2 separate regions of the Homo sapiens genome follow, and region 2 is linked to region 1. A link is a loop called in an ENCODE intact Hi-C map of the cell type or tissue named here. Cell type or tissue: IMR-90. All regions are shown on one strand. Each heading gives the region's core, and the rest is flanking DNA. Links, peaks and the distances in the headings are about the cores only.

The links. Peaks named below come from ENCODE experiments on the same cell type or tissue, not always from the same donor. Only the 100,000 strongest peaks of a DNase experiment are listed, where the experiment ranks them.
Region 2: a loop joins it to region 1, with 2.2 times the contacts of the local background. A loop is called at or near these places in 13 of 110 quality-filtered maps.

What each region holds. Positions count from the first base shown.
Region 1 is chr1:229,406,148-229,409,051 of GRCh38, forward strand. LOC124904541 (a long non-coding RNA gene) reads left to right here and starts at 1,198. Exons shown (of 2, transcript XR_007066925.1): 1 at 1,198-1,721. RefSeq lists an enhancer at 865-1,830. In IMR-90, for the core only: no CTCF peak of the experiment used is centred there; no DNase peak of the experiment used is centred there; H3K27me3 peaks cover 1,723 bases.
Region 2 is chr1:229,345,681-229,348,584 of GRCh38, forward strand. No RefSeq gene overlaps it. Among named protein-coding and RNA genes, the nearest start is that of CCSAP, 4.1 kb to the left of the region's middle. In IMR-90, for the core only: no CTCF peak of the experiment used is centred there; no DNase peak of the experiment used is centred there; H3K27me3 peaks cover 1,372 bases.

The DNA of each region.
Region 1 (2,904 bases), core at 201-2,700:
TAATCTCACCACTTTGGGAGGCCGAGGCAGGTGGATCACTTGAGGTCCAGAGTTCGAGACCAGCCTGGCCAACATGGTGAAGCCCCATCTCTACTAAAAAATACAAAAATTAGCCGGGCGTGGTGGTGCATGGCTGTAATCCCAGCTACCTGGGAGGCTGAGACAGGAGAATCTCTTGAATCCAGGAGGTGGAAGTTGCAGTGAGCCTAGATTGTGCCACTGCACTCCACCCTGGGCGACAGAGCAAGACTCCATCTCAAAAAAAAAAAAAATGGAATTTGCCATAACTGATTCTTTAGTGTGATGGTTGTACCAAGGTAATGTACAGTGTTAACAATAGGGGGAACTGGGTACAGGATATATGGAAACCTATGTCCCACCAGAGCAACTTCAAATTTTTCTGCAAATCTCAAATTTGCCCAAAATAAAAGTTTATTTGAATAAAAGCTTGAGCTCTAATTGAGGTTTTAAAAAAATGTATCCTTTTAAAAATGCATTCAATGAACACACATATAGAACTTCACCTGCTCAAGGCACTATTCTAAGTGCAGCACAAATGTTAACTCCTCATTGTGGTCTTGTTATCCCATGTAACCCCTCTGCTGCTGTCTGGCTCAGCGGGACATTCTCCTCCACTTACTATCCTACCTCTCAGCTCATGTTTGTAGCCTGTGGTCGGCACCATATCAACCAAGGTTGGTCTCAGCCCCTGCTCTGATTGCCATCAAAAAAAGTGTCGTGCCCTCCACACAGCCCCCAAAAGACAAACAAAGGCCATTCACAAAAGACCTCTGTGTGTATCAGATGTCTCTGCTGTTTCAGAAGCAGCGGTTGGGCAGTCTCCACCAGACAGAGAGCCCGGCCTCTGACCACTCTCCCCCTCTCCCCTCCCCTCCCGCCCTGGTCTCTCGGTTTAGTTCATGCTGAGGTTGGTCGCTTGTTTCATTCACTGTCTCCTACGCAGTCCATGCCACGGGGGATAAGTTTTTCACAAGTGGCTTTTTTTCCCCACAGTGAAGAGACGTGGCCTGGGTCTGGAGTTCCTCAACCGGCAAAATACGACGTGAACAGCTCCTGCACCCAAAAAGGCCCCGAGTTAACTCTGCTGCATAGGCGAGGCAGGCACCGCGCCGCCAGTCGGGGACGCAGAGCGAGCGCGTCCTCTGGGATTTGAAGGCCGCCCCCGTCAAAGTTGGCATTCGGGGGCCTGCGTGTTCCGGAGCTACGGAGCGGCAACTGAGGCAGGAGCTCAGGACTGGGGGGAGAAAGAGAGACCCTGGAAGCGATTAACGTGCCCCTTGCTTTACAGATGTGGCAGATAAGACACGAGAGGGAGCTCTGGTCCCCGAGGGGCTGTCCCGGGAGGGAGCGAGGTGGGGAGGGGGAGCAGGCCCTGCCCCGAGCACCCCGCGGACTGAGCGTCTGGCGTGCACGGCGGAGGGGTTACCGCGGGGAGGTGACACCCCAGGGTGGTGAGGGCACGCAGATGAGGCTGGCCTGAGGGGTGCCTGCTTTGGGGAAAGCAGTCTGTGGAGGGAGGGAAGGAGGGCGATCGCGGCCCCACGCGGGTTGTGCTGCTGAGGCTCCGCGCCGCAGGAAAGGCACCCTAGCCGGATTCGCCCTCGGACGCCCCAGCTGGGCACACTCACGCGGCTCTCCCGCGGCTTCTCGGGAATTCGCCTCCAGGGCAATCAGCTCTTCGCACAAACGTTCAAACCAAGGTAAGAGCTATCAGATCCAGCCAGATCTGCTTCCTAAGCCTGGCCAGGGCCCTAAGCACCCCCACCCACACGCTCAGAGGCGGGCGACGCCGAGGCAGCGCGAACCCGCCCCACGCGGTCAGCTCCAAGGCGCCCTGTTTAGCGTTACCTCTGCGACCCTGGGATGGGCCTGGGCAGGGGCTGGCTTCCCCTGGCTAAACGCAGTCAATGAAGGGGGTTCACTTTCCTAAATACGCCGGCCTCTGCCCATATCCCCCGTGCAAAAACGCAGGGCCCCTCTCCCTCCAGTCGATGGTCCTTAGGCGTCGGAAAGGGCAGAAGAGTTCGCTTTTCTCCCAGCCCGAAGCTTAGCCTAACAGGGCCCTGCCTGTGGGGCAAGGTGGGCCCTGCCCTGGATGGGACCCCACCCACCCCTCCAGGAGCAGTAGGTCCCATTGAGTCACGATATTATCCACCCTGGTAAACTTGCTCGTATGTTACCAAGAGGAGGAGGCTGTTAGGCCCTTGTCAGCCGTGAGCTAGGATAATCTAGGGAACAGAAAGAAGCCATCAGGTGCAGGGTGCCGGAGGGACATCTAAGCAAGGCAGGCCTCATGTGGCCTCATGGACAGTGGGGATGAGAAATGGCACCTTCTTCATTCTGCCTGGAAGCAGGCAGTGGGCCAGGTCTCTCTCAGCCGGGCTGAGGACCCTGGACAGAGCTCAGATTCCGGATACAGTTCCTCCACAGAGTGGGGTGGGAATCCGGGTGGGCCCCACCCACTGAGGCTCACCCAGGCTGCAGGAATCCCTGGGACCTAATAATACACACAAATCAGAAAACGGGCTGCAGGCCCTGGCCATGCAAGGAGAGAAAGAAAGCTGACGCCTGTCCTAGCCTGTCCCCACTGGCCTTGCCCTAAAAGCAGCAGGGCGTCTGGTCCCAGAGCCCAAGGCCTCACTGGCTGGGCAGCCAATAGCATCCCTATATCAAGAGGATGAGCACGCTGCAGGGAATGGCAGGCATGTGGCCCAGCTGTCACAGTGAGCACAGCCCCATGGGCCCGCCTGGGCTGCCTGCCTCAGGCTTCTCCCACTCCACAGCCTCCTTCCTGTCCCAGGCTCTGGAGCCAGCAGAGGAGCTGCAGTCAAACCAGCTCAGGCACTTTCAGCCTAGTTAGGAAGACCAGGCAGCTGTAGGGAG
Region 2 (2,904 bases), core at 273-2,772, 60 kb before region 1:
TGCTTGTAGTCCCAGCTACTCCGGAGGCTGACAGGAGAATTACTTGAACCTGAGAGGCAGAGGTAAGCTGAGATCATACCACTGCACTCTAACCTGAGCGACTGCACCCTATTTACAAGAGAGGCTTGCAAATATCTGGCTTTTCTAGGTTCTACACTGGCATGGGAATTCATAAAAAGTGTCAAGTAGATAGCGGATGTCTCCTGAGTATGTTTGTATTTGGAAGGGGCAGTCGGGGGCTGGGGACGGGGGGAGAGAGAGGGAGAGAGAACAGCACCATCCAGAGACAAATGGGAAGGAGAGGGCAGTGGATGGAAGGAGCACTGTGTGGGAGGAGTGGGTACAGAGCACGTGAATTGGGGAGGAGTCAGGAGGAGTGGGTACACAGCATGTGAGTTGGAAGATCAGCTTTTTCTCAGAAGCAAGGAAGAGGGAAGTTGAGGAAGCCCTCGGAGGATGGCCTCCCCTGGCTCAGAAGAAGAAAATTATTGAGATAGGATGGGCTGGCAAGCTGAGGGAGTGATAGTGCCAGAGGCTTAGGGTGGAAGGGCTCCAAGAGGTTCAGCCACACCCCCCGAGAGGTGGACAGCCTTCATGTCCCTGTGAGGCTGCCTGTTCTGCTCCTGGCCAGACTCGGTCGCCAGCAGATTTTCTCATGTGGAATCTGTATGCCTGTGTGGCAAATATCTATTGTTTATCTTTCAGGAGTGCAGCTCCAGGCCCTTTTTTTTTGGAGATGGAGTCTCACTCTGTCGCCCAGGCTGGAGTGCAGTGGCGCGATCTTGGCTCACTGCAACTCCCCTTCCTGAGTTCAAGCTATTCCCCTGCCTCAGCCTCCTGAGTAGCTGGGACTACAGGCACCTGCCACCATGCCCGGCTAGATTTTGTATTTTTAGTAGAGACAGAGTTTCACCATGTTGGCCACGCTGGTCTTGAACTCCTGACCTCAGGTGATCCATCTGCCTCGGCCTCTCAAAGTGCTGGGATTACAGCATGAGCCACTGTGCCTGGCCAGATCTTCCTTTCTATTGGCTCCCCAATCTCCATCAGAGGAAGATGCCCCTCCTCGCCCAGGGCTGCCTCCCATCCAGGGCTTCCTCTGCCAAAATTGAGGGCACAGATCCTCCCTCTCCTGCCTATGCCTGGATCTTGCAGCCTGGTTTCTGGAGTCCCCTTGGTTTCTCTTAAATTTCCACCCTTTCCATTTTTTCTGTGAGCCTCTTAGGCCAGGGGTTCTGGTACCATCTATGGCCTGTTAGGTTCTGAGCCGCATTGCAAGAGGTGAGCGGCATGTGAACAATTACCACCTGAGCTCAGCCTCCTGTCAGATCAGCAGCAGGATTAGATTCTCATAGGAGTGCGAACCCTTTTATGAACTGTGCATGCGAGGGATCTAAGTTGCGCACTCCTTATGAGAATCTGTCTAATGCCTGATGATCTAAGGTGGAACAGTTTCATCACTAAACCACGCTGCCTTGCTGCCCCACATCTGTAGAAAAATTGTCTTCCACGAAACTAGTCCTTGGTGCCAACAAGGTTGGGGACCGCTGCCTTAGGTCATTCCTAAAAGTTCCCTCTAGCTTAAGAAACCAGTCCCAAGCCAGTAACATTTGCCACTGTTCTGTCTTTTAATCTTTGCTCATCGGTCCTCATCTCATCTGCAGAACAAATTGACACCCTCGTCCATTGTGGCTGTCCTTCAGTACTGTATGAACAAGGGCTCCTCTGGAGGGAGGCTTACCTCCTCTGTTCTAGAAATACGATCTTATAGGTTATGCTTATGACTATAGTAGATTTTTTAACAGCTAGACCTTACATATGGTCAATTATGTCCCAGAGAGGAGTCCTTCCCACCCCATGAGTGCTGTCCAGTTTGGTCTTTCTCATCAAGTTCTTGTTATTTTAACACAAAGGCAAATGTATAAATGGACACGTATTGCTTCATCTGCTCACTGCTCTTCCCTGTCCCCCTGTGGTTCTCCTGGGGCTGTCAACCCCAGCCTCCCACTCTGTCCCCATCTATAGGGAAAGGGAAGTGACCTGGGCTTGGCCAATCAGATCATCTTATGCCCCTGGCAACAGCTGCGCATGTGATGGAAGAATCTTTGTCTATAATTGGAATACCAAGAAGTTCTCTTTTGCTGGTGGTCTTTGGCTCAGACAATATAAGCTTGAGGCTATTAAGTGGCACTTTCTCCAGCTATAGGGAGGAAGTCCTTTTCCAGTGCGAGAAGAAGAGGCCAGCCTTCAGCAGGAAAGCAGAGCTCAAAGACAAAGAGAAGGAAAGAGAGTCCCAGTGACATTGGTTGAACCCCTGGCTCTAGCTCTGCCTGAGCCCACAAATATCCTTTCTGTTTAAGCTAGTTTGAATTTTTTTTGTCACTTCCAAGCGGATAAGTCCTGACATAATAATATGCTATTAGCTCATGTGGGAGCTGGCTGTTTAAAAGATCTTGGCATCCCTCTTGCTCCCTTTCTTGCCATGTGACATACCTGTTGCCTTTTCCCCTTCTGCTATGGCTGTGAGCTTCCTGGGCTTCCCCACCCAGAAGCAGATGCCAGCACTGTGCTTCTTGTACAGCCTGCAGAACTATGAGCCAAAAAAACCTCCTTTTTTTTTTTTGTAAATAAGTTACCCAATTTCTGGAATTCCTTTATATCAACACAAAATGGACTAGTTTACAGAAGATAAGACATATTAAATATCTTAATTGGAATCAATATCTAAATGTGCTTAGATTCATTTTGAATTGAGGAGGAGTATAAAGAAACCGTAAGAACGGATACAAATTAAAATAAAAGAATTTTTGTTTCCATTATTTCTGTGGTAGCTGCTATTATCTTAAGTCCTCAAGCGAAGGTAAGGTAAAGAATGCTAACATAGCCCTGCCACATCAACAGTTG